2 separate regions of the Homo sapiens genome follow, and region 1 is linked to region 2. A link is an interaction called in ENCODE POLR2A ChIA-PET data of the cell type or tissue named here. Cell type or tissue: endothelial cell of umbilical vein. All regions are shown on one strand. Region 1 has its middle 10 kb from the start of VAMP1. Region 2 holds the start of SNORA120 (small nucleolar RNA, H/ACA box 120).

What was found. ChIA-PET counts read pairs that join two places held together with the same protein. Peaks named below come from ENCODE experiments on the same cell type or tissue, not always from the same donor. Only the 100,000 strongest peaks of a DNase experiment are listed, where the experiment ranks them.
Region 1: POLR2A ChIA-PET joins it to region 2 with 5 read pairs; 2 of 35 experiments call an interaction of 5 or more read pairs at or near these places.

What each region holds. Positions count from the first base shown.
Region 1 is chr12:6,478,491-6,483,490 of GRCh38, forward strand. It overlaps the pseudogene PKP2P1. Among named protein-coding and RNA genes, the nearest start is that of VAMP1, 10 kb to the left of the region's middle. In endothelial cell of umbilical vein, no CTCF peak of the experiment used is centred here; no DNase peak of the experiment used is centred here.
Region 2 is chr12:6,037,452-6,042,451 of GRCh38, forward strand. The region is part of intron 18 of VWF (von Willebrand factor); the gene reads right to left. It overlaps SNORA120 (small nucleolar RNA, H/ACA box 120), which reads right to left and starts at 2,732; the gene lies at 2,586-2,732. In endothelial cell of umbilical vein, CTCF peaks have their summits at 855 (motif pointing left) and 2,770 (motif pointing left); DNase peaks (open chromatin) are centred at 830 and 2,740; H3K27ac peaks cover 634 bases.

The sequences.
Region 1 (5,000 bases), 440 kb after region 2:
TGAGGGCAGGGCTCACCGTCGGCCAGGTCAGGCCGCTGGTGCCCCTGCGGCCCCTCACTCAGAACAGGGCTTCCAGGTCCTCCTGGCACCGGAGCTCCTTCCACAGCACCCGCACACCGAGGAAAGCTGGGCCCAGTGTTGCCGTGGATTCCAGCGGGAGGAGAGCGCACTTGACCGTCGGCCAGGCAGCGGCAGGGGGAAGTGGGAATCTTCTCACCCAGAGAAGCACTGACTCCCAGCTGGGGAATGCAGACATGGAGATGACTCTGGAGCGAGCAGGGAGTATGCTCGATGCAGACCAGATGCCGCCGTCCAGGATTTCTGCCGCAGCCACTTTCATACAGCACGAGTGCTTCCAGAAATCTGAAGCTGGGAAGAGGGTTAACCAGTTTTGTGGCATCCCCAAGCTTCTGCAGCTCCTAAAAGTTCAGAATGAAGATGTTCAGCGAGCTGTGTGGGGGGCCTTGAGAAACTTACTATTTGAAGACAATGACAACAAATTGGAGGTGGCTGAACTAAATGGGGTAACTCGGCTGCTCCAGGTGCTGAAGCAAACCAGAGTCTTGGAGACTAAAAAACAACTAACAGGTTTGCTGTGGAATTTGTCATCTAATGACAAACTCAAGAATCTCATGATAACAGAAGCATTGCTTATGCTGACCGAGAATATAATCATCTCCTTTTCTGGATGGCCTGAAGGAGACTACCCAAAAGCGAATGGTTTGCTCGATTTTGACACAGTCTACAACCCACTGGATGTCTAAGAAACATGAGTGCTGCTGGCCCTGATAGGAGAAAAGCAATGAGAAGATGTGACCGACTCATTGACTCACTGGTCCATTATGTCAGAGGAACCATTGCGGATTACCAGCCAGATGACAAGGCCACGGAGAATTGTGTGCACATTCTTCATAACCTCTCCTACCAGCTGGAGGTAGAGCTCCCAGAGAAATATTCCCAGAATATCTATATTCAAAACCCAAATGTCCAGACTAACAACAAAAGTATTGGATGTTTTGGCAGTCGAAGCAGGAAACTAAAAGAGCAATACTAGGACATGCCGATGCCAGAGGAAAAGAGCAACCCCAAGGGCGTGGAGTGGCTGTGACACTCCATTGTGATAAGGATGTATCTGTCCTTGATCGCCAAGAGTGTCCCAAACTACACACAGGAAGCCTCCTTAGGCGCTCTCCAGAACCTCACAGCCGGAAGTGGACCAATGCCGACATCAGTGGCTCAGACAGTCGTCCAGAAGGAAAATGGCCTGCAGCACACCCGAAAGATGGTGCATGTCAGTGACCCAAGTGTGAAAAAGACAGCCAACTTGCTGCTGAGGAATCTGTCCCAGAATCTTTCTCTGCAGAATAAAATTGCCAAAGAAACTCTCCCCAGTTTGGTCTCCATCATTCCTGATACAGTCCCGAGTACTGACCTTCTCATTGAAACTACAGCCTCTGCCTGTTACATGTTGAACAACGTAATCCAAAACAGTTACCAGAATGCACAGCGCCTTCCGAATACCGGGGGCATCCAGAAAATTATGACCATCAGTGCAGGCGATGCCTATGCCTCCAACAAAGCAAGTAAAGCTGCTTCCATCCTCCTGTATTCTCTGTAGGCACACACGGAACTCCATCATGCCTACAAGAAGGCTCAGTTTAAGAAGACAGATTTTGTCAACAGCTGGACTGTCAAAGCCTACCACTCCCTTAAAGACTGAGGAAAATGACGAAGTATTCTCAGCTGCAAAAAAATCCCACAGGAAAACACCTATTTTTCTACTACCCAGCCCAAGAAACCTCAAAAGCATGCCTCGTTTCTATCATTTTCTATTTCCATGGTCCCCCGAATCCAGAAAACAAGTACAACATAATCTTATGAGTCTTCCAGAAGACTTTTGCAAGCTTGCCACCAGTAGATACTGGTCACAGGCTCTACAAATAGTGGTCTTTGTTATTAGGGCTTATGGTGCATGGCCTCCTGGAACCAAAATGTGAATTCATGTGGAATGGACTTTGATCCAATAAATAAGGAAAGAAGTTGTTGCATTACTGGGATTTTAAAAGCTTGATTTACATTTATATTCCTTTTCTAGTTCCCATGTTTTGTCACTCATGTGCACATTGCTTCACCATTGGGCCATGAGTATATTGTTCTGTAGTGTTGAAACAGAATGGAAATGACAAGAAATATCTGCAGTTATCCAGGAGAAAGTATAATGGCAAAATTATTTGTTTCTTTGTTTACTTTGTGCTCGTTTTTATCTCCTTAGGTTTTTTTCCTCTGATTTTTAAATAAACTTAAGAAATTTAGATTACAGAGTATGCATGACTGTAAGAAAAAGAAATTGAGAGGAAGTGATCATAGCAAATTAAAGAAACCTTTTTCTCCCAAAACTTAAAGTAAAATAAATAAAAATAAAAATAAATCTTTTCCCCAGAGAAAGGCAACTGTGATTATAAAGTTTAACCTTCCCCCAAACACTGAATGAATGAGATTTTTGCTCCGGAAATACTTTACCTATAACAACACCATTAAATCCAAATCTCTTCTAAACAATGGCATTCCGTGTAATGCCTTTCCTGGACATTTTTTTTTTTTTTTTTTTTTAGACGGAGCTCAGGCTGGAGTGCAGTGGTGCAATCTTGGCTCACTGCAACCTCCGCCTCCCTGGTTCAAGTGATTCTCCTGCCTCAGCCTCCTGAGTAGCTGGGATTACAGGCGTGCACCACCACGCCTGGCTAATTTTTTTGTATTTTTAGTAGAGACAGGGTTTCACCATGTTGGTCAGGCTGGTCTTGAACTCCTGACCTCATGATCCGCCCGGCTCAGCCTCCCAAAGTGCTGGGATTATAGGTGTGAGCCACCGCACCGGGCCTTCTGTATTTTTTAGGCCACTGCCCTGGACTAGTGGAAGAATGGACTCTAGTCTTTATCTGCAAGAGGAACTAAGGCCTTCTATCAGACTGCCCGGCCAGCCTGGGGCACTGAAAATACAGCTCATTTTAATGAGTTACATTATCAACCAGCTTTGCCCAGCATTTAAGAAATATCACAGGGCCACTAAATCTCATATGATCTTCTTCAAGCCATTATTTTAATTCAAGAAAACTCTAGAGAAAAAAGTGAAGAAGTCATGTTGAAGAAGATATAAGAATGTGTCAAGACCATACAGAAATGATATGAGAAATACTGGTGTTTTAAAAGGTGACATCATCCAGTGAAATGAATCTATATTAAATGTTATTTTAACTGCATTATGATTAAAACCATTCATATAGAGTTAGTCTTCACAACTACTATTCTGTTATATTTTGTTTTTTTTTTTTTAAATCTGACAACGTTTGTCATAAGTAAGATAAGGAAAAAAACTCTTCAACTCCTTTTGGCCAGAAAAGTGTAATAGAAAATAAATGTTGAATATGTACTTAAGTCTTTATTATATTTGAAACTTAAATTTTTTTTCAGTTTTAAAAGCTGAATGAAGATAGCTTAGGTAACTAACCTAGTTCAAAATGAAATTTAGATACCAATTTTTAAAATACTGGAGAGAATTTATATGTCTTTTTCCAGAGTTCTGATAATAAGCATTTGGAGTGCATTCATTCCTCCAGATAATAAATGTATGTTCAAGAACTTTTTGTGTTTTTTAAGACATTAATAGAGTCTTCAATAATATTAAATACAAAAGGAGACAAAAAAAAAAAAGATTCCTATCTGGACTGGGCACGGTGGCTCACGCTTGTAATCCCAGCACTTTGGAAGTCCGAGGTGGGCAGATCACGAGGTCAGGAGTTGGAGACCAGCCTGACCAACATGGTGAAACCCTGTCTCTACTAAAATACAAAAAATTAATCGGGCGTGGTGGCACGCACCTGTAGTCCCAGCTACTCGGGAGGCTGAGGCAGGGGAATCACTTGAACCCGGGAGGCGGAGGTTGCAGTGAGCCTAGATCATGTCATTGCACTCCAGCCTGGGGGACAGAGTGAGACTCCGTCTAAAAAAAAAAAAAATTCCTGTCTGTTTTAGTCAATGACAATCAAATTATCTGTAAATAATCACAGTTTGATCTCTTCGCTTTCATTCCTCATATCTATTTTTTTTAAATAGCATTGAGTATTTCCATACTAAATTAAATTGCAGCAGTGATAGAGGCCATCGTAGGACAGGCCCAGTGGCTCACACCGGTAATCTCAGCAACTCAGGAAGCTGAGGCAAGGAGAATCATTTGAACCTAGGAGTTAGAGAACAGACTGGAAAACCTAGCAAGACCCTGTTTCTACAAAAAATAAATTAGCTGGGCATGGTAGTTTGTACTCATAGTCCCAGCTACTTGGGAGGCTGAGACAGGATTGCTTGAGCCTAGGAATTTGAGGCTGCAGTGAGCTGTGATGGTACCACTGCATTCCAGCCTGAGTGACAGAGAAAGACCCCATTTCTTAAGACAAGCAAAAAAACCCCAAAACTGAAGTACTACTAACATATGCAACAACATGGATAAACCTTGAAAACATTATGCTAAATGAAAGAAGCCAGTCACAAAAGACTGGAATATTGTTCCATCTATATGAAATGTCCAAATAGACAAATTCAGAGATGCAGCCTGTAATCCCAACACTGTGAGAGGCAGAGGTGGGCGGATCACTTGAGGTCAGGAGTTCGAGACCAGCCTGGCCAACATGGCAAAACCCAGTCTCTACTAAAAATACAAAAATTAACTGGGCATGGTGGCTCGTGCCTGTAATACTAGCTACTTGGGAGGCTGAGGCAGGAGGCAGGAGAATTGCTTGAACCCAGGAGACAGAAGTTGCAGTGAGCCAAGATTGCACCTTTGCATTCTAGCTGGGCGACGGAGTGAGACTCAGTCTCAAAAAAAAAAAAAAAAAAAAGAAAGAGAAAGGAAATAGATTAATTGGCCGGACACATTGGCTCATGGCTGTAATCCCAGCACTTTGGGAGGCCAAGACAGTCAGATCACTTGAGGTCAGGAGTTCAAGACC
Region 2 (5,000 bases):
TACTTCCCCGTCGTCACCCCTCGGGAAACTACTTTCGTGAGCATGTTGTATTCCTCCGGTCTGTTGGGGCTGAGAAAATAAAAGAACTAAGAACTACCAGCCCCAGAAGAGTCAGCCAAACCCACTCTGAGCTCAACATGCAGACACGCTTCTGTCCCGACTCCAAGGGGCAGCCCTGGGTGCCTGTCCTGGTGTGGCCTAGCCTTGGGGGTTCTCAAAGAGGCCTGGGTCACCCCCAGGTGAAGGACTGTGGCACCTTGGCTCCAGAGCTCCCTGCAGGGCGAGAAGCTCCTGGTCTGAACAGTTCCAGCTCCACGTGACCCAGTCACTCCCCAGACAAGTCTGAGCTCCCAGGCCTGGAGCTGGACAAATCCCTGGGAACAGGGCAATCTTGGGCTGAACAAAGGGCTTTCAAGGACCCAGGCTAGAATCGTATGTGAGCATGTGTGTGTTGGGGCGGTTGGGGGGAGGGAAATAGGAAGAATCCTCCACTGCTTAATGTCATCTTCACCCAACCTCAGGAGGTGTTCCCGCATCTCTGGAAGCCCAGCTGATGGGTCAGGATGACAGTGCAGGGCATAAGATGCAGGTTGACCCCACTCTTGGTAGCTCTTACCTCCCGGAACCACTGTTCTTGGGAGGGAATGAGCTTAAGCACCCAGTAGGGAAGATGGCACCTTGGTAGGAGCTGGCAGGGCTGAAAAACCTCTCTCTAGCAGAGCATTCAAAGCCTCTGTCACAATTAGGGTTCATGTCCACATCGCCCCGTCCAGTGTCAGCTCTGACTTAAGCCTGAGGCCCACCACCTAGTGGCTGCTATAAGAATGACTGAGGTATCCCACGGATGCCTTACAGTCAACGGAAACCAGATAATACGCCTCCTTGTGGCAAATACCATGTGGGACAGAAGTGCAGGGACGGACTCCAGGAAACAGAGCCAGGCTCCCCTTACCTCAGCAGCACATGTTGCCCCTCACCCTTGGGCAGGCCGGGCTGGGGGCTCCCAGGCCTCTTGGTCTGCATGCTGCATGTTTTTACCTCTCGCCATGATATTCAACCCATGGGACAACCCACCATGCCTCCTGTCACCCAGGTGTGGGTCTATGGAAGCCCAGCCCTCCTCCAGCGGACAGAACACTCCAGTCCCAGCTCAGGTGTGAGATAACAATGCCATGACTGCAGCCGCCACCTCCTCCTCCTTCTGAGCACCCACTGCAAACCACGTGGCTGCTCTCTGCCGACTCGTGTTAGCAAGAGGAGGTTATTAATTCATGGACAGCAATATTATAATAGGACCTTGATATTAAGTGAGGACTGCTATGAAGGCCACAGTGGTGTGGAGTTAGGTCATAAGAGAGCTGGAGAGGAGACAAAACATAATCTTCAATGAGAGGAAAGGGTTTCCAGGACACAGCATGAGACTTCCTGACTTGGGAGAGAAGAGCAGGTAACAATAGCCCAGCTAAAAACACCCAGAGAATCCCAAAGTGGCAAAGACATTCAGGGAGGTGGAAATTCATGGAGGTAGATAGGCCTGGAAATAAAGGGGTAATTTAGGGGATGGATTGGACCCAGAGGGGAGCTGTGCAGAGAGGCGGGGCAGGCCAGCACAACAGTCCCTGGCCAAATTTTGTGGCAAGTCACTTAAACCTCACAGTTAAAATGAAGAGAACCACCTCCGTCTAGTGTTTGTCCCTTCGGGACATCAAAAGGCTACTAAGATAAAGTCTATGAATGTCCCCTGAAGACTTCAGAAGAAAGCCTGGCAAAAATACTCGTCCCATCACTCACCAACTCATGACATCTTCAGTCCGAAAGGGGTCAGGCTGAGAACGTGGTCCTACGTGTTGGTCCACTCCAAGAAAATTATAAAGTAGGAAAATACTGGTCTTGTTACCTTTCTCTGAAAAGGCCCCATTGTCCCCAACTCTCCATACATGAACACCATCGTGACCCACTCTCCAGAATCTTTTTTACCTTCCAACTGCCTCTCGTTCATTCTCCTACCCCATCAGTACTTTCAGGCCAAAGCAGCTGAACTCAGCCAGAAGCTTGCGAGGAGGAGAGTGATCTGATTAAAGCACTCCTGCTGAGCGTGATGACTCCTCCTATGAAGACTTATGAGGTTCCGCTTTTTTTAAACCTCTCGCTTGTTAACCAAAATGAATTTTTGCTTATTATATTTCAGTAAGCCCGACTGAGTGACAAATCATGGACCATGTAGGAGATATTTCTGAAACAGGCCCTTCTTTGGATCTTTTAAAATGTGCAACGCCCACATGTGAGGCCGCCTCTGGATGGGCCCTTGAACCCAAGCTCTGAACTTTAAGAAGTGGTGCCCAACTCCTTCAGTCTTCACATGGGGCCAGTGAGGAAACTGGACATCCTGGGATCAGGGACATAACCACACTTCTCGCCACCAAGAGGCTCCTAATACCAGCAGTTTGGGAGATGTAGCTGCTAGGTTTCAAACGGGAAGTCAGCATCTCCCAGACAGAGGCCTAAGTGTTTCAGATTACAGGAGCCCTGGTCTCAGAGTCAGGAGACCAGAATTTCCACTATACAACTATGAAGGCTTGACCCGGCTCTGTTCCCTTTCTGTCCTCAGTCTCCTCCCGTGTGATAGAAGGGGCTGACATAATGGGACCTCAGGGTTTCTTCTTCTCTGCCCTCTACGATGCTCCCAGAGTTACCCTTGCCGCCGGACTCAGGAAGGGTGAGCAGGGCAGTGAGTTGTGCTTTGCTGTCACCTAGTGGTGGTAGCAGGTAATATTCTAACTTAAAGAGATGGATGCTTCAGGCAAGCATGGCTCCAAGAATTTCTGAACTAGAGAAAAATACCTGGGAGATCTTCCAGCACAACCCCCTCATTTTATCGATCCGGCAGGTCTCAGAAAGTGAACACTGGGATCTAAAAAGATGCTCCTGTGTGTGCTAATTCCCTGCAGCATCTCTGTTCATGGCAGGATTCACCGTTTCCCACCACGAACTTACTGTAATAGTTAGTGGTCATTAAACCACCACTCACTAAGCACCTCCCATGTGCTCGCTGCTCTCATCTCCAGTCTTCCCAACAGCCTGCAAGCCAGTTTTACAGATAAGAAAATTAAGACGCCAAGATGTTAAGTGACTTGCCACTCACTTAAGTAGATGTTAGGAGGCAGGATTCAAACCTGGAAGTGTGAGGTTCCGATACCATGCCGTTTCCAGGCGGTTTCTCTGCCCTTCATTTATCACGGTGCGGACCACTTAGCAAAGGGACCCCCATCCTCCTCATTCCCATGCCAGGAGACCTTTGCACGATGGCAGGAGCAGATACAGCCTGCAGCTTGTGGGGTCAACCAGAAAACCTCTGCTCTAAGCAGGTGCCAGGCCTGGGACAAACCAGAAAGAGAGGGGTTCTTTCTCTGCCCCCGCCAATATTTTCAAACAGGTGCTTCTGGGCATACGGTGGACACTGAGAGGCACCTTAGAGGAGGAGAGACAATCTTCGGCTGAGAACAGGGCTGCTCAAAGTGCATTCCCTGGGCCAGGGCCAGCCTGTGAGGACGCAAGCACAGAAACTAAGAGAAAGTGTTTAGAAAATCTTAGGGAAATTTGGCAGAGTCATGTTATGTCTGTTATATGTCATAAAAAGTGGGAAGTAAGAGTTTAGATTTAGGGATCATGAAAAAAAGGAAAGAAAACATTTTTTAAGGCCGGGCATGGTGGCTCACACCTGTAATCCCAGCACTTTGGGAGACAGAGGTAGGCAGACCACCTAAGGTCAGGAGTTCGAGACCAGCCTGGCCAACACGGCAAAACCCCATCTCTACTAAAAATACAAAAATCAGCTGGGTGTGGTCGTGTGCGCCTGTAATCCCAGCTACTCAGAAGGCTGAGGCAGGAGAATCACTAGAACCTGGGAGGTGGGGGTTGCAGTGAGCCGAGACCATGCCACTGCACTGCAGCCTGGGTGACAGAGCAAAACTCCGTCTCAAAAAAATTTTTAAAAAAAAAAGAAATTTTTTTTTTTGAGACGGAGTCTCGCTCTGTCGCTCAGGCTGGAGTGCAGTGGTGCAATCTCAGCTCACTGCAACCTCCGCCTCCTGGGTTCACGGCATTCTCCTGCCTCAGCCTCCCAAGTAGCTGGGACTACAGGCGCCCGCCACCACGCCCAGCTAATTTTTTGTATTTTTAGTAGAGACAGCGTTTCACCGTGTTACCGGGATGGTCTCGATCTCCTGACCTCGTAATCCGCCCGCCTCAGCCTCCCAAAGTGCTGGGATTACAGGCGTGAGCCACTGCGCCCAGCTGAAAATATTTTTTAGTTGGGTGGGATCATATTATTTTTGTCATTGCTTTTGTTTTATTTTTATGAGAATTCATTTTTATTGTATTTACAAAAGCATGGGTCCACAGCAGGCTGGAAATCTAAGAAAAAGCATCCTTTACAGGTCTCTCCTATGGACAGCAGGAAGAACTGATGGGTGCAGCCTCTGAGACAGCCTTGGATAGTTACAGAAACAACAATGAAAGCTATTCCTACACTTCTGTAGAACTCTCTGGCTTTAAAGTGCTTTCACACACATCTCCTTGGGGCCCACAGCCATGCATCATGGAGGCAGAACAGGAATTCGGTGTCTACGTAACACATGAGGTGACTGGGCTTCCGGTAAAGACTGAAGGATTGCACAAGAGCATGGAGTGGGAAAGCAGGGAAGCCTGGCCTGACGGGTCTGCCCTCTGCACCCCATTCCTGCTCTTTCTGCCCCCCGCAGATCTGCCCCCGGGAAAAAGCCACTTCCCTTTCCCCTGTCAAGTCCTCAGAAGAATGCAGAATCCGTGACCCCTTCCCCAAGCCCTTAGTGACATCCCACAACCCTGCCCCTTCACAAGGGACAGACTGGACAGAGGAACACCCCGAGGGATGATGTCTGCACCATCAGATGGGCCCAAACAGGGTGTTTCCAGGCCCAGCTCCATTTTCTTTGTGTTATGGCCAAGAACACGTGTCCCGT